3 separate regions of the Homo sapiens genome follow, and all the other regions are linked to region 1. The links are chromatin loops, found by intact Hi-C in ENCODE. Cell type or tissue: gastrocnemius medialis. All regions are shown on one strand. Region 1 has its middle 21 kb from the start of ASB15. Region 2 overlaps WASL (WASP like actin nucleation promoting factor). Region 3 overlaps WASL (WASP like actin nucleation promoting factor).

Region 1 (8,000 bases):
CATATTTATTCTTCAATAGTTTGTGATTTTTATTTCTTCGTGAATAGAATTGTTTCCCCTGGTTATTCTGGCACATTGAAAGCTAACAGTCTTTGTATATTTATTTTTATTCAGCTGCATTTTAGAATTCCTATTTGTTCTAATGATTTTAGGTTGATTTTCTTGCTTTCTGTACAAAATGCTGTCATGTTGAGTGGTTGAAAACCTTATAAGAAATATTATACTAATCTATTACAGGGAGAAAAGATAGATTCTACTAAGAAACATTTAGAACAAGATGTTAGTATGTAAACTCTTAAGTGTGACTTCCATAGAGCAGTTGTTCTTAGGTTTGACTTGCATTGGAATCACCTGGGGAGCTTTAGAAAACACTGATGCCTAGCCGCCTCCCTCAGATACTCTAATTTCTGTGCATCAGGACATTAAAACTTCTTTCTTTTTCTCTTACTTTTTTTTTTTTTTTTTTTTTGACAAGGCCTTTCTGTGTCACACAGGCTGAGTGCAGTGGCACGATCATAGCTCACTGCAGCCTTGATTACCTGGGCTTCAGTGATCCTCCTGGAACTCAGTTTGGATCATGTAAAATTTGAGATACCTATCAAAGTCTAACAAGAAAGGTTAAGTAGGCAGGTTAATATGGTCCAAGTTTAGAAGAAAAGTCTGAGCTGAAGAAATAAATTAGTGATACTTAAAACCGTGTGGCTAGAAGAGCTCACCAAAGCAGTACATGCACATATAAAAATAGAGATGTTTAAGGGATGAACTCCGGGGCTAACCAGAGCTATGAGACAGAATACAAGCCAAGGGAAGAAAAATATTTACAGCCGAAAGGAGTGATCGACTGTATCAAATTCTGCTGCTAAGTCAAGTAAGATGAGGACAGAGAACTGACCATTGGATTTGGCAAACTTTAGGTTTGGTTTTTTATTGTGGAATCATCTCACTAACTGGCTACACTTCCTTTCCTGGTTTTCCATCTTGTCCCCCCTCTACTTTGCTTCTCAGTATATTATGAAGATGTTATGAGGAAAAGAGACAGTGTTCTTATGCTTAAGGATCAGAAGACCCATATACAATTTCCTAAGTCTAGGAATGTTACTCCTCTTTCCTGTGCCTTCTCTCCGAAAAAATCTTTCTTCGCTCATTTTGTTTGACTTACTTTATGACTAAGGGTTGTTGATTTATCAAAATCAGCTTTTTAAAAGTTTATACTAGTAACTACTTTAGAATAAAGAGAATGTCATATAGCAGAAATTGAAGTAGAATTTAAAACTCATTTTATTGCATTTTCTTAGAGAATCATCAAACACTAGATGAGCAAGTGTTGAGGTAAAGAGTGTATTACCCACTGTCAGAGAAGACTTTTGGAGGAGTTTAGAAATTTGCTACACTTCATGGTTATCAATTCCAGTTTCCCGTTAGTTCCCACTTCCCATGATATCTCCTCATATGATATATGTTGAAATTAGGCCCAAAAATAGCTCTGATTTCCTGTTCAGTTTTAGAATCTACAGTGCTGTCTTTTATTTATTTATCTATTTATTTATCTTTTTAGAGACAGTGTTGTTATAATTGCCCCAGCTGATCTTGAACTCCTGGCCTCAAGCAATCCTCTTGCCTCAGCTCCCAAGTAGCTTGTATTACGGGAGTGAGCCACTGCACCTAGGTCTACAATGTTATCATTTTATGTTCTCTCATCTGAACAGTCTATAATTTTAAAGATCCAAATTCCACTACAATATTTGTTTGTGATGCTTGCCATCTCTTTGCCTGCTATAAAAATTAAATTTTAAAATAGAGGCTAGTAGATTAATTTTTAAAACAAGATTTACACTAGTTTCTTTCATGGTACCAAGTTATCATTTCTGAGCGTTCTAAATGAGGTATATTCCTCTTTGAATAATACTGCATTCATTTATTTGCCAAGTATGTATTTATTAGCTACTATGTGCCTGGTGCAATGAAAATGTTAAAGAAGGCAGTTCTTACTCTCAGTCAGTGGAGGGGATGAATAGATGATCAAAAGAAGGTGATGCTTAGCTTCCAGGAGGGGACCAAGAGTATGCCTTAGACGATATAAAGTCTTGAGCTGAGACTTGAAGGATAAGAAGGAGTTTTCGAGATAATGTATAAGGGGAGAGGCATTCCAGGCAGAGAAAATACACATAGATCTGAGGGAAAATGGCATATCTGGGGGGAATGCTGATCATTTACTCTTGCTGGTCACAGAACGCATTGAGGAACCTACAGACAATGAGCAGGAGCTTTAGGTAAGAGTTAGAATATGTAGGATATATGTATATACTGAACTATATACTGGAGTAAAGAATTTGGGGCTTTATTTTATTTCTTCCTCCAGGACGGTGGCAATGAGAAAAGGCTTTCTCTTTGGGGTGCACTAGGGTAGTGGTGTTATTTGTCAGAATCTCTAAAGGCCATCTGTGGAGTCTTAACATTCTGAAGCACTCACTCCCTTTGGATATTGTAATGCAACCCCCCCTCCCCATCTCCCATTGTCACACATCCTTCCTTCCACAGGGACGTTACCTTCACATACTGTGGGTTGAACCTGTCCCTCAAAGTGGTCTGGGCCTGAGAACCACTGCAGGAGACAAGAAGAAGCCACAGGAGCATTTTAGGTAGGAAAAGATCATGATCAGCTTGAGCAATTTCTCCTCCCTTTCCTTGTTTTGCAGATATTTTACCATTACAATATAGATGGAGATTTTCATCTATTAATAAAAGATGTTCTCTATTCACAAATGGAAATGGAGCAACAGTACACAATTTCTGCCCCAGAATTCATGGCTGGTGCAGGTAAAAAGCTCTTTACAGTTTGCTAGTCAATCCATTTGCTTTACCTAAAAAGTTCATTTATATAGTTTTAAATGGTTTGCAGAAGTCTTTTGAACAGTACTCTTGAAGTTTCATGTCTTTTCCTCAAAACTTGACAGTCTTGGGAGTGACAAAAAGGGAGAAAATATACAAACATATGTGATATATTCATAGCTGGACTTAAACAATGATAAAAGAAAATTTTCATGTTACAGCCTACTTCCAGTAGAATTTTACAATCCTACTATCTAGTAGGAATCATTTCCTCTGAGTGGTGTTCTCACTCTGAGCAAATCATTTCTTAAGTAGCAAATTCTCCTCACAATTTGATGTATATCAGTTTAACCGAAAGACTTTTCAGAAACCTAATATGTAGCAAAGCTCACAAGGTCTTTAGAACATGACACATCAAAAAAGATGAAGGTAGAAATAACAAAAATGTGCCCTTAGGACTTAAGTTGGATGGGATCCCCTTTCTCTGGCATGGAGTCTAGGTATCTGGAGAGTACCTTTTTTTTTTTTTTTTTTAAGTGCTCACTTGAATGATCATGTTTTGTTTTCACTCCCACACTCTCACAATGCCCAAGAAGGGCAAATAGTAAAATGATGCTGTTATTTGATAAATTAATTACTGATGATAGACTCGTTTTGAATTCAAAGTGTTAGGAATTTAATGGAGTTTCTCCTTAGTGGCTTACAGATCTCCCATACCCTTCTACTATCTAGTAAGTATCATGTCCTCTGAACGGTGTTCATGCCCTGAGCAACATTCATGCTCTCAGAGAAACACCTCCTCCTCCGCAAAGAGCTGAAGGAGGTTGGTGGGACACAGATACCACCTGAATTATCCGTAAATACAAGCCATTTTTAAGTGGAAGACAGTTCTACTGCAACAAGCTGAAGAAAGCCAGCACCATCTAGTGGAAGGAGAGTCACACAGGAATGGACGCCTGTTGGTTTGGTTTCCTGTTCTGTATTTTGAACTCTTTGCTGAGACTTAGGTGTGCATTGTTAATATTGGTCTCTTTTCATAATAGACTTAACCGAACGGTCTCTGACCAAGCTTCAACACTGCGTTTTTTTAGTGGTTTGCGGTATAATAATTATAATGATGGCTATGTTTATTTAGATTTTGTTATACCTAAGCATTTCTCTAAGCCCTTATCTCAGGGCTTCCAGGTACGGTTGTGCAGGTTGTATACTGCACAAGGTTGCTTGGGTGAGGTTATGGGGAGACTGGAATCCATCTTAATCTCCACTCACCCACATGGGTGCCCTAGAGAAGGGTTGCATTCACTTGGAGAGATGATCAAAATTTTCCAAACTGCACAAAGGTGCCATATGATGCAGTTCTGGGTTTTCATATGCATTATCTCATTTAACCTCATGGCATTCTTGCAAAGTAGGTGTCATATTATTGTGACCATTTTTCAAGGAAGAAGTAAGGCTTAGGGGGTTAAGTAAAATTGCCTAAGGCCACATAACTACCCTGAGCAGTTTTTGGTCAAGTGGCTCACAGCAGAGGCAAGCTCAAAGCCTCTCCTGTGCCTAGCAAGTTTGATTGTGATGACTGCTTCACTCACTGACTCAAGCAACTCAAACCAAAAACTTAACAAGCAAAGCCAAAAATGTAAAAAGCAGTGCAACAGAGAACGGCCTGCCATGCACCTGAGGACTTCATCTGCCACCTTAGCATAACTCCTGTTTGCTCTCTGAACAGGCAAAACGCATCCTTTCGCTGGGTTCTTGTTCATCTTGTCCTTTCAAATGCCCTTTCTTGCCACTCCCCCATTTCCTTCAGTAGAAATCCTTCTGCTAATTTAAGACCCAATTTAGACCATCCTTCTCCATCTCCATGAATTTTTCTAATCCCGCCAATCTCTTTTCCTCCTTTATTTCCCTATCATATTTATTTTGTTTGCCTTACATAGTAATTATTTATGTACCTTTGTTACATCAGGATTTATTGTAACTTTTTTAAGGACAGGAGGTGTAACAGGCTTTGGACAATGTGGCCATTCAATAAATGAGAATTAAATTGAAAACCTAGAGACCTAAACAATGGCAAGAGAAACCTGCAGTTTTATTATATGCTTTATGTTCTCACTTAAACTAAATGTCTAAATAGGAATTTCATAATATTGAATAATGACAAGCTGGGAGTCTTAAGCCAAATCCACAATGCATTCTATAGCATAATAGATTTGTTTCTAATAAAGACCTAGTGAAAATTGAGTTAGTGTGATTTGCCAAATTAACTCAACTCCCAGGAGCAGAAGGAGTTATAGATTTGCAAATCCCAAGGTACCAGGCATGTTGCAAACTTGTTCTAAATTAAGTTTTAACTTTCATTTTGACTGCAATTATCTATTAAGCCCTCAGGCTACAGTGGGGCAGATAATAGAGAGAAAAGAAATCAGAACAACTCTTCATGGTATTTTTGAGACTATTTATAGAGAGTTTACTTTGCATGGAAGTGAACTGGTAATACAAAAGAATTCATAGAACAAACATATAACTATTGTAACCTCTACAGTGAGTACATAGCAAAACAAATTTAACAATAGTTATTCACTGAAAATGTAAATCTAAGATCCTTATTTTTAACTATAACTAAGAAAGTATTTTTATCTAAAATTTTCCCAATTACACTTATAAAGAAAATGTAGTATATCTACACCATGAAATACTACACAGCCATAAAAAGAATGAAATCATGTCCTTTTCAGCAACATGGATACAGCTGGAGGCCATTACCCTAAGTGAATTAATACAGAAACATAAAATCAAGTACTGCATATTTGTAGGAGTTAAACAATGATATACGTGGACATAAAGATGGATACAATAGACACTGAGGACACCAAAAGGGAGGAAGGAGGGAGCGAGAGGGGCAAAGGTTGAAAAACCACCTATTAGTACTACAATCACTATTTGGCTGTTGGGTTCAATAGAAGCCCAAACCCCAGCATTATACAATATCCATGTAACAAACCTGCATATGTACCACCCGAATCTAAAATAAAATAAAATAAAATACCTTGCATGTAAATTACATTGTCATAGGTTTATGTTAATGAAGACAAACAGAACTAGTTATTTCAAATAGATTGACAAAAATAGGGGAAATAAGACTTTATAAAATAGTTTAAAGATAGCAATGATTCAGTAGCCTGAATCTATAAGAGGAAGGTGGACTTTAGCACATAAAATTCTAACCGTGCATTCAATGTCTCCCTGAGAAAGAAAAGACTAAGCTATTGAATGAAATTGCTGTGGTAAACAGCAATCTCTCTCATTAGCTCAGATATTAAAAGAGTATATACAAAAATTGGCAAAGGTCTCCATAATAAGGAAAAATATCAGTCTGGTGATAATAGTTAGAAAAGCAAATGCCTGAAATTAACTGAGCTTGCACAGATAAATAAGTGAATGAATAAAAAAGCAAGTACTAAAAGTATAGAGGAAACAAAGTTCCAGAAAAATAAGTAGAAGGAGGAAAGAGGGGTATGTTCACAGTCTGGACAAATGGCAAACACTAAAATGACAGATGTTTAGGCCAAGGCAAATTACTTCCTAGAGGCTAAAAAACAGAGTTCTAGTCACAGGAATACTGCTGGTAATTTTTGAGCAACATAGAGAATGAAAGAGGGACCAAGAGGCTTTAGATGAATTTTGTCATTTTTTTTCCAACTGATACAAAATATCAGCAGGTAGCTTGTGAATAGTGAAAACAGTAATAGATGATCTAGTATGGGTTACGAATAACTTTTATAATTTGAAATTTATTTTACTATTCATTTGTCCTTTTATTCATTCAACATTTAAGTTGAACAATGAGAACACATGGACACAGGGAGGGGAACTTCACACACCGGGGCCTGTCATGGGGTGGGGGGCTAGGGGAGGGATAACATTAGGAGAAATACTTAATGTAGGTGATGGGTTGATGGGTGCAGCAAATCACCATGGCACGTGTATACCTATGTAACAAAACTGCACATTCTGCACACGTATCCCGGAACTTAAAGTATAATTTTTAAAAAAGTAATTTCTACATGCAAAGACTACGCTTGATATTTTTTCAAAAGGAACACTCATAAACAAAGAACATGATGTCTAGAATGTCTTTGATAGAAACTGTCCTTGCAACCCTGGGGATAAGATGAAGAAACATGAGCTGGATGGAGAACAGTTAGTGGATTTAAAACTGTTTGCATAACCATATCCAAAGAAAATCTAATAACGGATTGATGTCAGTTTGACTCTGTATTGTTCAACATGTTTGCTATGTTTATTACCATTTTTGATCAATTTCTAAGAGGACCACATTTTGGAGTTTTCAAAACCTGAGAAGAAGAGAATTCTGGCAGAAAGAATTTAATTTGACTTACAATGTTAAATAAGGTATGACAAAATGAAATTAATTAAAGTCGATCTGAATAAAAACTGAAGCTATAATAAAAGCAAATGTCATTGTGATGTGTTCAGTTATCTTAAGTGAATGAAAAATGTGATTGTTATATTCTAACAGCTGTTAAAGGAAGGGAAACTGGGCCAGTTACAGAAGCATTTTATGTAAAACATAGTGCTTGTTCAAGACAAGTGACAGTTCTTCTCAGTATCGAATAAGAATGAATAACATTCACCAAAATAACACATAGCACAATTATTATTTTTGTAATAAAATGCAAAATCATGGCCATATCCTGCAATAATGGGAAAAACTCAACAATGGAAGATATCAATGATATAGTAAACCTTTACATCTAAGTTCAAAACATCAGTCATGTAGGTATACAAATAATATGAAAAAGACAGAGACTTCAGTTTATTAAGTAGGAGGTGGTTATGTAAAAGATATTTTTATAACTACAAATGTTGTCTTACATGATATCAATAAGAGAATAATTTCCATATTAAAATAGATAACAGGAAGTCTTCTTGTTTGACCACGGCTGCAAAAGTTGACATCTTTCTCTTTTTCCTCCTGAAAATTTGTGCATAAGCAACACGGAGAATGACAAGAAGAATAAAGTAATAGAAAACATAAATTCCATTTTCACAAAACTGGAATAATGTAACCAGCAGACCCTGCAAGAAATGCAAGGACTAGTAAAAGTACAGAGTGGTGAGAAAACCTAGTGGCAGCAGATCTTAGACAT
Region 2 (8,000 bases), 100 kb before region 1:
TGGTAGTACCTGATGATGAAATTATTAGCTACTTCTTCCTCTTCACCATAGATACTGATAAGTTTCTGTCTTTTGTCAGTCTGTAATGCCAGCATAGTCAGGTGTCTTTGATGCTTTTCATCCAGGTAAATTTTGTGAAGCATGTCTAGCAAAATCTGGTAGCAAATTATTTCCCTTGCTAGAAGAGTAAACAGAAATTAACATGACTCAATTGAACTCCTTTCCAAATAAATTCTGTAACAATTTAGAGCTGACCATGAGACTTAAATAAATAAATAAATAAATAATAAATAATTATCGTTTTAAAAGTAACAACTTAGTTTAGGGCTAAGAGAAGATAATGTTGCTTCTCTTGGGCTTCTGTTAATTTTCAAGTTCTAATACTAGAGCTCCAGTACTTCTTCAAATACTACCTTCACACAATCAATTTTACATGAGAAAAATAGAAGAAAAAGATTGTTCTGTGTTCTGTACATGTAACCCACACGTATGTCACCTAGTCTTACTGGCTTTTTATCATTATCAAGTACAATTACTCAGCCACTGTCCCACTTTATATACTTGGCCTTCATGGGTCCTATATATATATTTATATACATATTTATATATATTTATATATTTATATATAGGTATATGTATTTATATATTTATAGGTGTATATATTTATACATATTTTATATATAGATATATGAAGAGGTTAAATATGGAAAGTCAGTATAATATAGAAGTATGCTTATAAAATCTGATAACTAAATATTCCTTCAACAAATATTTATTGAATGGCTGGTGTGTAGTGCTGTTTTGGTGTTGAGGATACAGTGAGAAATAAGATAGGCAAGGTCCGTGCTGTCATGGAGCTTAATAGATAAAGTACAATAATTTTAGATATTAGCAAGTGATATGAGGAAAGTAAAATGGGATAGGCCGTTACTGATTATGGGGAAGAGCTATACTTTACATATGATGGTCAGGAAAGGCCTCTCTGAGGAAGTAGTTTATGAATGGTTTCTAAATGATGAAAAGATTCAGTTTAACGAAGAAATAGCTACTGCAGAAGTTCTAAAGCCAGAATAAGATTGGTGAGTTTAAGGGACAGAAAGGAGACCATCTTACTAGAGAGAGTGACTTGAAGGGAGAGTACATATGAGAGAAGTTTGGGGAGAGAGAGAGACAATAACTGGACAAATCATGTAGGGTCTTATGGAGGGAGGTAGCATCAGATTTCATTCAAATAGCAGTGGTAGCCACAGGAGGACTTTAAGAAGGGTAGCAACATATTTTTTAAACTTGAAATTTAAATAATATCACTCCATTTGCTCTGAGTCAAATAGACTCTAGAGTTGCAATAATCCAAGCAGGATGTGATGGTGGTGTGGAGAGTAGCAGTGAAAGAGGTGAAAAAGAGCAGGCTTGATAATTGGATCGTGAAAAAGGAGGAAGTAATAATAATTTCTAGGTTTTTGGCCTGATTATGTGACAGGATGGTGATGCCATTTATTGAGATGGAGCAGCAGACCAGGATGGAGCAGGAAAAGAAGATTGGGGAAGGAAATAAAAGTTAGAAGTTTTGAGTTTGAGAATCCATATGAAGAGTACAAGAAGGTAGTTGGATTTGTGACAGAAAGGTCAACCCAGATGATTTTATACATTAACAGGTTGAAATTTGTCACATAGATATTAAGGAACTAGAACCATTGTCTTCTAAGCCCTGTTTTAATCTTTAGTTTACTATCATACTCTATAGATATATTTCTTTAGATTCACTTTAAACTGTTTTAGTAACTAGATTCTTCTGGGAGTCACATTATCTGTGTTTCAGGAGTTAAATAATTGGAGAAACCACCCAAGAATTATGTAATGTCATTTTATTTATGCATATGTTTTAATTGTCTTGATTTTCTTGTAGATGAAGATGAAGATGAAGATGATGAAGAAGATTTTGAGGATGATGATGAGTGGGAAGACTGATCTATATATTATATATATATATATATTTTTAAGGTGAAATACTAAACACTACTTTCTGTCTGTGGATTCTGTAAAATTATCATGTAAATGTTCTACCAATTTGCTGTATATTTTTGTTGCCTTTTTTGCTTTTTTTTAATCTGTGCAATACCTCATTTAATCTGTAAAGGTTTGTCGTAATCCTCTACAAAGCTACTCCCTGTTATTGTGTGCAAGTTTACACCAGGATGCTCACTTGATTTGTGAATATTTTTCATTCCATCAACAAGGGAGTTTAAATACTATATGTGAGACTGACAAAAACCTTAATGTAATTTACTTATAATGCCAGAAGGAAAACACTATTTTCATACCCTACTTTTTCTGTACCTAAATTTTCTTAAAAAAAAATCTAGTATAGCACTACATTCTTTTTTAAGTGATGCAGACCTTAGTTTCTTTAGCCCCTTTATTTTGAATACAATGCTACATATGAATGTTGAAGCTGATACATTGCACAGTTCTGTAGACATCACTACACCGATGTAGTTTCTCAAATTTTAGCAATATGCTCTACATAAAATCACTACAGAGATACTAGTGGGGAAGACGATTAACACACCTCTTACAGTAATACTGCCTGTTATTGGTATAGCAGTGGTATTTGCAGACTGGGATCATAAGGAGCCCTTAAATACTTGTTATTGACTGGGGTTATTTTTATGCTGTAGCAAATGTGACAGGCTCTTTTTAGCAAAATTTTTGAAAATTTTTTTGGTATTACTCTGAAACAAAATTTAAGTTGGAGTTTCAGGGATTTAGGGAGTAGTTTTCATTCTACATGAACTGAGGTAATATTATGGTAACTCCAATATTTGGTTAAAAAAACTATACAAATCAGAATAGTACTAAAATACTGTAGAATTTTAGCATTTTTATTTTGCACTTTGTGTGGATTGAGGTGTTCAGAAATACCAACCATAAAAATGTAATCTAGTTGGCAAAGGTGTGCGCTAAAACACGGAACCGAACATGCATTGATTTGGATAACTTTTGAGGGTTTTTGTCAAATAGCATGTGAAGAGTTACATTTTTCTTAAAAGATTGGTGGTCCCAATGTCAGAGTTCTTGGAACAGATAACTGAATGATAGATTTTTTTTTTTTAAAGATAAAACTTTACAACCTGCACATTTGTTATGCATACTAAATGGTGTGTTAAAATTAGGGTTTCTTTGCCTCTCTACACTACACTAATCTGCCTAAAGGTGGTTGTTTCATATTTATAATGCTAATTATCATACCTACCTACTTTAAATTTTAGGTAGAAAATTATCTGATTTAAATACAAACATATTTTTCTCACATTGAGTAATATGCATAATGTAGTTCCAAATGTATTTCATTACTATAGTCACAATATCCAACTAAAAATTACGCTATCTAGAATTGTACCAACCAAAATCTCGTATTGGCAGATCTTGACAGGCTGGACCTGCAAGATGTGGCTTGAATTTTAACCATTTATTACATAATCTCTAGTGATCATGCATCTAGTTATCATAAGAAATAATTTAAAAGGTTTTGTTGCTGAAAGCAGTAAGTGGTGCAGTAAAATACTTAAGTTATTCAAAGAATGTTATCTTTCTTGCAAGAGTAATTTAAGCACATGGGAAAGATTCTAGACTTTTTGTTTCTTGCAACAACAGTGCCCTCTGCTGCTAGAAACCTTTTTCTACTTACTATCATTTTTATTGTGGCTTGAGCTCAGTCAATCTGGTGCAGATGAGGCTGGACAACTACTAACCAATAAAATCAGGAGTTTGTACAAAAGTTAAATGGAACATTATAATTATTTTAAGTAATGTTAATTGAAAAAATTTTTTCTTTTTGACAATATAAAAAACATTTTAAATTTCCTAGAAATGTCTTCAGGGTAATGCCAATTTAAGATCTCTCTTAACTTGTGGCCAAGAAATTCTAGATTTTCCAGCTGACTTTGGTATAATATATATTTATCAGGAACTTCTCTCAGCAGAGAGTACCCATTCTTCGAGTTCAAAGCACAATTTTAAACATGTAAAATGGATATATAATTTGCCAAAGGTAATTAATTTATTCTTTTTTTCTTAAAGAAGAAAAAGACATTGGTTGTTGTTACAAAAAGTCTAAATTACTGTTGGTTGAAACACAGCAGCTGTGGAGTTCAGTCCAGGCATGAAGACTAAATCTGCTTTACCAAGTAAGGTGTAAGGTTGCATGTTTCAGTCCTCTACCATCCTGCACTGTGAGCAGCACTATACCTGTGCGTTGTCTGAAAGCCTTCCGTATATTCTCCAGCTAAATGGTCGTCTGGTAGCCTTTGCATTTAACAAACTAGCATGAGGCTTTTTATATCTAAATGCTACGTGATAGACAATTTCAGCTAGCCACATATTGTATGTATGAGATTCATAAAGACTTTCAATCATTTCATTTTCAGACAACTGAAATTTTGTTTAGTATGTGAATTCTTTTTTTGAAATGTATAGTGAATAGGATGTTGCACTGGTGGCAATTCATCATGGAGCATAATAAAATTAATTTGACCCAAATAGAATAAAATAATGTGTTTCATGTGTTTATTGTTAAGAGAGTAAAATAGGTTTAAAATTTTTAAACTGTATAGTGAAGGGTACAGAGCGATCAATGATAATGGTTGATGTTTTCAGCAGACTGCATGCCCTGAGAGTTAGAGTGTGCCATTAAATAAACATGGTGAGCAGAAGAATGTTGCACCCTGTTCTGTTGGGAAACATGACAGCTGCTCAGCAGCTCCCCTAGAAGCCACTGCTGTCGTTCACAGAGCATTGACATTGCAAGGTCAAACTGTTTGGAACTCTTCCACATACCAGAAATGTTGAAGTTTTCTAAATCAGAATGATATTGGAGTTTATTGGTAGTTTCAATAAATGCCAAATATAGCAGTTTGTATGGGACATAAGTAGCTTTTAATAAATGATATCAAAGAGGGTGCTCATTTTAAACGGTAAACTCTGTTTTTGATAGATAGAATTTTCTGTTTCACTGACCCTGGCACAAGTGGGTGTCTGAAGATTAAACTGAGTTGCGGAATTCAGAGTGTAGGATGCTACAAAATTCCTTTTAAGAGCTTTGGCCAAATTTAACAACCATTTCAAGAGTAATACGTTCTATTAAAAAGTTGTTTCTGTTGTACAAATGTGAACACTTAAGAATATATTAGACTTTTAAAATAATTTTTTAAAGATGCCTAAGAATTGTTTCTGTCAGGTCATTTTTATCTAATCAACAGAGGGGATTCCCGAGATAACTCTTGTTTTAGAAACGGAGTTCCTAAAGGACAAATATAGAGATAAGGCTTATTTATAGTACAATAGAAAAGCCTGTATGGAAAAGTTGGGAAATTTACCTTCCACATTTATTGACATTGTCACATCTCACCTCCAAAACACAGCATTCTTTATAATCTCTTGGTCATTTATTCATGGATTAAAAAAAAAACTTTGCTTTCTAAGGAAGCCTCTAGGAAAGGTATAGTACACTGTTATGAATATGTTAGAGAACATGCTTTGCAGCTACTGCCTTTACTTCTGTATGTGATACTTGGCATCCTCCATTGCCGTGAGGAGCCTATTGAAAAATTTGTCTCCGGATGCATCTGCCATAGGTTTTTCCAAAAAAAGAAAAGCATCACAGATTGTGCTAACTAACTGTTGATACAGTGTTAACTATTACACAAGTCCAGTGTAACTCTAAATTGGCCATGCACACCATCAAGATTGACAAGTCAAGATAAGATAGCACACAATTATTTTGAGTAAAACTTTGAGTAAATTTTTTTGAGTAAAAATTATTGGAGTAAAAATTATTTTGAGATTGTAATTTATAGGTGGTTTCAGTCTAATCAGATACTTGTGTATTGGGGCGTTTCTAGTAAACTTGAAGTAGTCCCTGAATTATTTAACAACCACAAAAAATCTACCTTAGGATTTTTAAAAAAAAATGTTTCTATTTAACAGCAAGTTCAATTTCAGCAGTATCAGATTGCATTATGGAACTTGAACAAAACACTATTTTCTGTCTTGAATTGCTTAGCATTTCATGACCTAAATTTTGTCTTGTCTTAGCTGTTGCTAGATGTGTGAAGATTTTCATCAAAGCCTAATTTTAAGGATTTTTTTAAGCATCAATATCATATTATGAACTAAATGTGTGGTGGACATTAAGATACAACAGTGGATAGGATAGGTCCCCACCCACATTTACATCATTTAAATCTAAAATACTTATTTCATAAATGAAAGACGTTTGGACCATTGAGTTACATGAGTTACATGAGAACAGGCATGTGGACACCACCAAGCCTGTTCTCTAATTTTGCAGGTGAGGGTCCTCATTCATATTCACAGTGCTTGTGGGGCTTGCCCGAGGTTAAAGTATCTACTAGAAGCCAGATCTGACTAGTTCAGCTGCTCTTTCTCATGCACCATAATCCTATTGTATGCCTTTCTCTTTTTCTTAAGGATAAATGCAGATTTAGTTTGTTTCTGAAAGGTATATGGCTACAAATGTCACCCTTTCTCATATCATCTGGGTGTTGATAGATGCCGCCAACATCCTATGTCCATCTCTAACCAGAAAAGCTGGCTTGTTTTGAGGAGCCAGCCTCTGACTCTGATGCATGTGATTGTATTTTGGCTCATTGGCGGCAGTCACCCTACATTGCCCGAGCATTTGGTCATCACAGGGCACTTCTGTCATCTAGTACAGAGTTGAAATGAGGTTGAGCTTTTCATTCTACATCCAAATTATTTTTGTTAGTTTCTTACAGAAACTATAGGCATTGTTTTTACTTAGACATAAGTATTTCATAAGTCTACAATCAACTTGTCTGACAGAAAATTAAGAATATATTAATTTTCTGAATAATTTTGATCAACAGCTGCACTGTCAATTTAAAGACCGGGAGTTCTTCCAAGGACCACAAGGACAAACAATGCTTCAAATCCAACTTCCTGGCTTTATTATTGATGAGAGAGAGGGAGATCCTAACTTGGTTGCATGTATTTCAACCTTACCGGAAAAGAGGCAGGAAAATAAAATGTGGATCTCGTATTTGTGAAACAAATACAAGAAACAAATGAAAAGGCATTATCATGTCCGGTTAACTATGGGAAAACAAAGCTGTTTATGTCTCAGTTCTATAGTTGTGTTAAAGGCAAGTATAATTTAGTTCTTTAAATCAGCGTCTGACCAAATTTTTTTTTTTTTTTTTTTTAAACCAGGGTGGGAATCTAAGGAGGCAGAGAACAGAAAGGAGAGTGTGTTCCTAAGCATATTGTGGTGATTGGGGAATGCTCAGCAAGTAGAATTAAGAAATGCATTTGAATCTCCATTTTTAGGGACAAAAACTAGTTCTGGAGGAGGAGACTCATTTGTGTTTTGTTTGTTTATTGAGCAAGGATGTGAATGCATAAGGGCCAAACTTTCTCTTAATTCTGTCAGCTAAAGCTCAAAACTACACCTGACCATTCAAGTGTAAGGGTTTTTTTCTTTTCTTTTTCTTTTTTTTTTTTTTTAAGTTTTCTGAACTTTGCTGTAGATACAAGCATAGCCCTAGTATTTCAACCACATTCTTACCAAACCACCAGTAAATGGGCCTTATGATTCCATTTAAGAGGCCTTTCTTTGGCCATGGTTGAATATCTGGATGCTATAGAACATGCTTATAATGGACTTGCTGCCCAGAGATGTTTAGGAAGTTCAAGTGGATTCTGAGCCAGATGGTTGCTTTAGATCCGCACCAGTACGCAAAAGTTCTATAGCCAACATACTGCGTTAACTTGACACGGTTTAGACCAGTTAGACTGTGCAAAAAGAGGTAGTCTGCGCACACTACATGAGCCCTTTAGCACCCTGTTTGCTTTAGCACTTTCATCACTTTGTTTTCCAAAAACTCAAAACAGCCAAAAAACTGATTTGATATGGGAATCACGGTATTTTTCTTGTGTTTTTTGTTTGTTTGTTTGTTTCC
Region 3 (8,000 bases), 120 kb before region 1:
GACCTTCAGACTCTGTCTACTCAAGTGGCAGAATAGCCTTTAGACTTAACACGGTCTGAGCAGAATATTTGATCCATGTCCTGTATCCTGAACCTTAGCCCCACTCAGATCTGTTCCTATTCTTCTACTAATCTTCCTTGTTTCAGTAAAAGGCATTTGTTCCATCTTATCCCTCAGGCTCACCATGGTCCCTCATAAATCCTATCAGAGTCCTATTGACTCTGCCTTCAAAAACATGTCCTGTCTGACTATTTCTTACCATTTCTGCTGCTACCATCCTAATCCAGGCCACCATGATCTGTCAGCTGGGCTGCCACACTAGCTCTCTGACTGGTCTTCCTGCTGCTACTCAATCCTTTTTACTATCTCTTTTCTATACAGTAGCCAGAGTAAACTTTTAGAATTGTAGATTAGGTTATATCACTTTCTCTATTTAAAATTCTGTAAGAGCTTCCTATCATATACACATAAAATCTATAGTCCTTAACCATGGCCTGTGGAACCCTACATGATCTAGTCCCTGACTTTCCTTCTTGTCTCCTTTCACTGTGCCATTTGCTCACTGTAGTCCAGTCTTCATGATGTTCTTTCATGTTGCACCCTCCTTGGGGCCTTTGAATGTATTGTTCCCTTACTTATTTTATTTAGATCTCTACTTAAATGTCGGGTCTTCTGAAAAATCTTCCTTAGTCACACGTATGTCAATTTAGGAATAAGACAGTTTAGTGAATTAATTTTTTTATGTTGATGTTGTCTTACATATATTTAATAATATTCTTCTAATTTATTTTCTAACAGAGAAAAGACGAGATCCCCCAAATGGTAAGCTTTTTGACAATTATTAATCTTTTAAGATTTTAGATGACAGTTTAATCCTTGTGGAAACATGTACCATACATTAGTAATATTTAGTATCTTTTACATGTTAATCCTTGTGGAAACATGTACCATACATTAGTAAGTAATGTTTAGTATCTATGATCAAATTATACAGTTTATTGTGTTCCTATTTTTAATTAATGATTGACAGATGAGACTTAGGAAACAATATTCTTTGATATTTTTCTAACATGAAGAAAGAATACATAGGGTGAAGATCACTAATACTTATTATATTTTAATTCTGGATTCACAGTTGACTAAGTATACAATCGGACCTTAACATTTTTCCTAGAGGCAGTACATTTTGTCTAGAATATTTGTTAATGTCCTACTTTAAGATTTACCTTTCATTCTTATTTCAAAATATTATTTCACATTGCTTATGTGTTATATGAAGCCCCTTTCAAAATGAACACCTACTGTTGTGGTGTATTTAGAACTAATTTAGCTCTGTATAATGCTCTTTAATTTGATAATGACCACTTGAAGTATTATGAATTCATTTTTTAAAAAACATTGAATACCAGAGAGTAAAAGCAGAATACCAGGATGTAAAAGATAAGGTCTCAGGGGTAGAAATTCTTACTCTAGACTTCATAAACTCCCTGAAATTGTGTGCTAAATATGTTCTTTTCTCTGGAGAGAGAGGATCCATGGCTTTCATCGTATTTAAATGAGGTTCCTGACTCTATGAAGGTAAAGAATCATTCTCCAGCACACTTTGTTATGATAGAGAAAATGGCTGCTTTTTAAAAGCATATCTCAAATCCTCTTATCAGAACCTAGAATGATTATTCAAGGAAAACTTACATAATACAGAGTTCTTAATATATGACAGCTATTGGTGATTGTTGGGGTTTCTTTTAAACAGATACGTTGCCTTTTGATTTTGTCCTTAAATTTCTTTTTCTGATACAGAAACATGAACCAAATGTTGCTGTATTAAATTCTGGGTTGTTTACCTTATTATTAATTTTTTAAATGCCTGACTACCTTCAGTAGTGCTTAACAGGTACCAAATATTGTATAGTTTCACTTTTTCTTTTGAATAGAAATATTAATACTTTTTAGGGCTGTTACGGGGATTGAAGTAATCAAAGCTTAGCATAGTGCTTAATAAATATTAGTTATTCTGATGAAGATGATGACAACAATAATAGCAACTACTAGTTAATGATCTTTTACTACCTGCCAGGCACTGTACAGCAACCTTCTGAAGTAGCTCCTATTATCTCTTTTATAGATAAGGAAACCGAAGCACAGATAGGTAACTTGCTCAAGGTCTCATAACTAGTAAGTAGTGAAGCAAGATTCAGCATCAGATGATTTGACCCTAGAGACTGGCCCTTTAACCACTATGTTATGTCAAGATGATTTTGAAGGCAAAACTGAGACACAGGGTAAATATCATGTCTCAGGATATATAAATTAGTACATGGCAGAGGCAAAAGAAACAGAAGCAGCTGAGTTACAGGTTGCTCATCTGTGAACTTTTAATGTAGTAGTAGAAATTTTCCTTGATATAAGCCTAGTATTTCAACCTTTTTGAATTTGTTACATTATTTTGAGTTTGGAGAGTATATACAGTATTGAGTACCAACAGAGAAGACTTTCTAGTGGTGCCATCGAAACACTTTGGGGAAAGTAACCCCATATTTTAAAGTGTAGATGCTGTAGAAATAATATAATTAAAATTAAGGTTGTAAATACATGTATCCATGTTGGATCAGTTCCAGGATCCCCCCATGGATACAAAACTTCGTTGATACTCAAGTCTGCGATACAAACAACATAGTATTTGCATGTAACTACAGATTCTCCTATATGCTTTAAATCCTCTGTAGAGTACTCATAATACCTAATACGATGTAAATGCTAGGTACATTTGGTCTTAGCCAAAAGGCTGAGAAGTAATGCTGGGTAAATAGTTGTTATACTGTATTGTCTAGGGAATAATAGCAAGAATGTTCTGTACATGTTCAGAACAGATGGACCCATCCATTTTTATTTTTAATCCACAGTTGGTCGAATCCATGGATGTGGAATGCATGGATATGGAACTGTGAATATGGAGGGCTGAACATTTATAAAATGAATTTCTGAAGAGGCATCTAGTTTCCATGAATAGATAGAATTTGAAAATTCTTTATATAACAGTGGTGTTTCATAATTTTATTACCCCTACTAAGAGACCCACTTAGAATTAAATGTAGTTTCAGGCCGGGCGCGGTGGCTCTCGCCTGTAATCCCAGCACTTTGGGAGGCTGAGGTGGGCGGATCACCTGAGGTCAGGAGTTCAAGACCAGCCTGGCCAACATAACGAAACCCCGTCTCTATTAAAAGTACAAAAATTAGCTGGGCATGGTGGCGCATGTCTGTAATCCCAGCTACTCGGGAGGCTGAGGCAGGAGAATTGCTTGAACCCAGAAGGCGGAGGTTGCAAGTGAGCCGAGATCACACCATTGCACTCCAGCCTGGGCAAAAAGAGCAAGACTCCGTCTCAAAAAAAAAAGAATTAAATGTAGTTTCTTTCTATGAGTTGGCCATTGGTTTTAAATCTTTAGTTTTAATCATTTGGCCCAGTGGTTTCAGACTTCTTTCATTAAATAAATGGAGGGTTTTTTTTTTAATAGTGTTGTTAAAGGACAAAATTATACAGCATGTATTGCCAATACTTGTATACTTATAAAATATACATATAATATGGAATTAATATATTAATACACAAAGAATGAAATAAATAATTATTAATACAAGTTGTAATATTTTAAAACTGCTTTGCATTCAACTATCTTGCTTTCCCCACTAAGTGGAGACCACTGTTTAGGAGGCAGCATTATTACTTTACTGTATTTGGTGCACCACCACTAGGTGGCAGTGGGCCCCTGGACCATGTCCTCCAGTAGCTATGCAGGTGCTTTGTCTCAGATCCTTATTTAGATTATCAGTTTACCACACCTTTTCAAATTTTAATTATTAAAAAGATACTTTATGTAGAATTTACATACATTCCTAAAATGCAGTTCAGTAACTTCCTCACTCCTAATTTCTTTATTGGTCAGTCTCACATTTTAGCATATATGCTTTCCAATGATTTGTTCTCAGCTTCGTGACTGCTTGACATCAGAGGCCTCTAGGCCACCTGTTTTTCAACTGTTTTCCTTGGTGAGGCTTCTTTGCTTCTTATGTAATTAATGGGAAACTTGAGTTCTTTTAGATTTAAAATTAACTAGACATGTCTGTTCACAAGAACATTTAAAAACCTTTTCATGCAACAGTTATCCTTAATCAGAAGGAGTTAATTTGTCATTTGTTTTTTAAAAAAGAAGGAAAACAGCCCGCCTTCATTATATGTTTACATAGTAGTTCTTAGGAGGAGTGTAATTTCATAAATGGAATAATTAAACTTTACTAGAAATGACTTCAGTACGTACATCTGTTACTAAATCTTTCATATACTTTATGTTGTTTAAAAAATGGCTCTATACCTTAAACAGGTTATCACTTTTTTTAGTGTGTCGCTTGAAACAGATACTTAATTTGGCTCTAGAATACCATTTTAAACTTATTTCCTAACATCTTCAAACTCTAAAGTAAATAACCATTGTCAACAGAAATAACCGAGTACCTAACCTCTTGAATGTATAGAAATCCATTTTTTTCTAAATTCTGTAAGTTGTTAGTAAATATTTGTTGAATAATGACTTGTTGGACCACAGACCAAGAAAACTGAAAAATTGGCAAACAAAGAATGTATTATGACATTTGTAAAATTAGCGGTGTTATCCACCTTGTAGTTTGACTTTTGTGTAAGAGGTATAAGAGGTAGAATAGTTGGCCGGGCACGGTGGCTCACGCCTGTAATCCCAACACTTTGGGAGGCCGAGGCAGGTGGATCACGAGGTCAGGAAATCAAGACCATCCTGGCTAATACGATGAAACCCCATCTCTACTAAAATATGAAAAATTAGCCAGGCTTAGTGGCACACACCTGTAGTCCCAGCCACCTGGGAGGCTGAGGCAGGAGAATCACTTGAACCCGGAGGTGAAGGTTGCAGTGAGCCGAGATGGCGCCATTGCACTCCAGCCTGGGCGAGAGAGTGAGACTCCATCTCAAAAAAAAAAAAGAGGTAAAGTAGTTAATTGGAAGGGTAGTGGACTAGGAACCAAGATATCAGAATACACTTTTGCTTCTGTCACTAATCATATGACTTTATAAAGATCACCTGACTCTTACTGTCCTTCATTTTCATTAATAAAATGAAAGGCAATTTTGAAAAGAAACTCTAATTTCCCATCTAATACTAATTTTCTATATATCTCCATTATATGGATTTTTCTTTATAGTCTTACTTAAATAATGTTGTTTTTTTTTTTTTTTTTTTTTTTTTTTTTTTTGAGACGGAGTTTCGCTCTGTTGCCCAGGCTGGAGTGCAGTGGCGCTATTTCGACTCACTGCAAGCTCCTCCTCCCGGGTTCACGCCATTCTCCTGCCTCAGCCTCCCGTGTAGCTGGGACTACAGGCGCGCGCCACCATGCCCGGATAATTTTTTGTATTGTTAGTAGAGACGGGGTTTCACCGTGTTAGCCAGGATGGTCTCGACCTCCTGACCTCGTGATCCGCCCGTCTCGGCCTCCCAAAGTGCTGGGATTACAGGCGTGAGCCACCGCGCCCGGCCTTAAATAATGTTTTAACTAGTACTAATGAAATTCATCTATAATGACTTAAAGAGATAATGTTGATGCATAATAATATATTCATGCCTGATTTTTGGGTAGAGAAAGAGGGGAAACAGTCTGATTACAGTATGAGTTAAACATTGTTACTCATTTCACATATCACTTACATTTTGTTCCTATCCTCATTCTTGAATCTTCCTCAGAGACAGCTGAATTACTTTCTCTAGTGAGTTATATAAATCAAGGTTATAAGAAGCTGATTTTTCAAAAATATACTAGCTTGGATAATTTAAATCATTAAACTTAACTTTATCCAACTGTGTTTCCATGCTAGTCATCTATAGTATAATAGATGGCTTTTATATAAGCTAAAGTGGCAGAAAATATTTTTGTTGTTTTCTGTTTTTATATTTTACTGGTGAGTCTGATTGTTTATAGTTGCTATTTGAATACTTAGTTCCGGAAAAGTCATATGAATAAAGAGAGTGCCTAATTCTTTTTCTTTTTTTCCTTTTTTGAGACAGGGTCTTGCTCTGTCGCCCGGGCTGGAGTCAGTGGCGCAATCTCAGCCCACTGCAACCTCTGCCTCCCAGGTTCAAGTGATTCTCCTGCCTCAGCCTCCTGAGTAGCAGGGATTATAGGCACACACCACCACGCCCGGCTAATTTTTGTATTAGAGGCGCGGTTTCACCATATTGGCCAGGCTGGTCTCGAACTCCTGACCTCATGATCTGCCCGCCTTGGCCTTCCAAAGTGCTGGGATTACAGGCGTGAGCCACTGTGCCTGGCCAGGGAGTACCTAATTCTGATACTCCTAATTCTGTCTTAATTCTTACATTTTATTAAGATATAAAGATAAGAAACAAAGTAATTTGTAGCATCCTTATTGTGGATAGTGTTGCTGATACTGACTGGTAAAGATAAGAAGTGAGAGGGCAGAAAGGGAAGAATGAGAAGTAAAAGTAGACCACCAGATAAGTCTGTGAAGGTCTGAGTGTAACCCCAATTCAACCCTCTAGTCCCTACATTCTGGATATTCTCAGTAAGTCCTTTATTTTGTACAACTACATAAATGTCGAAATCTGATACCTGAGCAAATTTGAAAATTCACATCCTAATCACCCTTTCAGGTCATTCGATACTGCTTAACTCACCTTTACTTACTGATCTAGTTATTTTTCATATTATTCCTGGGCACTAAAAAAGCTTTTAATGATTTTATCCATATTATTCACTAGCTCTCATTTTTCCCAAAAACTATTTCTTATCCATATCAACAACTTCCTATGGAATTTTTGAATGAAATTGTAACTAAAACTTTAGGATTATTAAAATATTATATATAAATAGGATTTGAATATTAAGGGAAAAGAGTTGAATTTTGGTGATATTAAAAATATGCCTTTCCAAATTATTTACTTTTTTGATAAGGTGACATGGCTTTCATAAATTTGTTTTAGTTTTGTTTTATCTTTAATAGTAGAGTTGGGAGAAAATAGGGTATATACAATTTACCCATGTAAATAAACTTTTTTTTTTTTTCAGATAATTTTAGTAAGTAGGATACTTTGGCAGTTTGGGGCATAATTAAAGAATAACAGTCAAGTTGGATTTTAAGGATCAACTAATATACATTAGCCTTGAGATTTCTATTTGCCATTTATTGATTATGTTGGGGATCCCCAAGACCATCCTCAGAGGTGGTGATTCACCAGGACTTACAGGACTTAATATATAGCTGTACTCATGGCAAACATTTATTACAGTGAAAACACATATAAAACAAAATCAGCAAAGGGAAAGACACATGGGATGAAGTTCATAAAAAAAAAAAACCACACACAAGTTTCCAAGAGTTCTCCCAGTGGAGAACACAGAGGTTGCACCTAATTCCTCCAATAATGAATTGTGACAACTTGTGAAATGTTGTCTAAAGGAAAAGCTTGAGACTTGGTGCCCAGGGTTTTCGTTGAGGGCTAGTTACATAGGTCTACCCTGCCTTGCACTTACCAAGATTTCAGACTCCCAGAAGGAAAGTAGATGTTCAACATAAACTGCATTGTTAGCACAAACAGTTTAGACACAATAAGCCCACCTTGTCAGGGAATAGTGGGAACCCTCTTGAAATCCAACTTCCCAAGTGGTCAACTGAGGGCCAACCTTGCAAGTGGTCCTTTCTAAGAAGAGCAGTCTAAAGTGTGCTGCCTTAAACTCTTTTCTACACAACGATGATAGTATTTCATATGTTTTGGAAGTGGTCGTTAATGTAGTCACCTCAGAGGAACTTGGTCTCAAAGGAGGATTTGTCAGAGAACCATATATAAAAATAGGATCTCTGAGGAACATGTGTTGCCCTTTAGTTGAATTTTTAAGAAATTTTTCAGTTGAATGCTCCACATTCAGACTTTCATACTTTTAAGATCAAGAATTTTATTTTG

Evidence for each region. Peaks named below come from ENCODE experiments on the same cell type or tissue, not always from the same donor. Only the 100,000 strongest peaks of a DNase experiment are listed, where the experiment ranks them.
Region 2: a loop joins it to region 1, with 3 times the contacts of the local background. A loop is called at or near these places in 15 of 110 quality-filtered maps.
Region 3: it touches region 1 in a loop (11-fold over the local background); 22 of 110 quality-filtered maps call a loop at or near these places.

What each region holds. Positions count from the first base shown.
Region 1 is chr7:123,576,778-123,584,777 of GRCh38, reverse strand. It overlaps a transcript of NDUFA5 not described here and a transcript of ASB15 not described here. Among named protein-coding and RNA genes, the nearest start is that of ASB15, 21 kb to the left of the region's middle. In gastrocnemius medialis, a CTCF peak has its summit at 3,773 (motif pointing left); no DNase peak of the experiment used is centred here; H3K4me3 peaks cover 345 bases; H3K27ac peaks cover 2,929 bases.
Region 2 is chr7:123,678,487-123,686,486 of GRCh38, reverse strand. WASL (WASP like actin nucleation promoting factor) reads left to right here. Exons shown (of 11, transcript NM_003941.4): 11 at 1,907-4,544. The coding sequence ends at 1,968. Among named protein-coding and RNA genes, the nearest start is that of LMOD2, 27 kb to the right of the region's middle. In gastrocnemius medialis, CTCF peaks have their summits at 3,451 and 3,664 (motif pointing left); DNase peaks (open chromatin) are centred at 4,746 and 6,666; H3K27ac peaks cover 4,710 bases.
Region 3 is chr7:123,697,456-123,705,455 of GRCh38, reverse strand. WASL (WASP like actin nucleation promoting factor) reads left to right here. Exons shown (of 11, transcript NM_003941.4): 5 at 799-822. Among named protein-coding and RNA genes, the nearest start is that of LMOD2, 46 kb to the right of the region's middle. In gastrocnemius medialis, CTCF peaks have their summits at 3,543 and 3,749 (motif pointing right); a DNase peak (open chromatin) is centred at 3,755.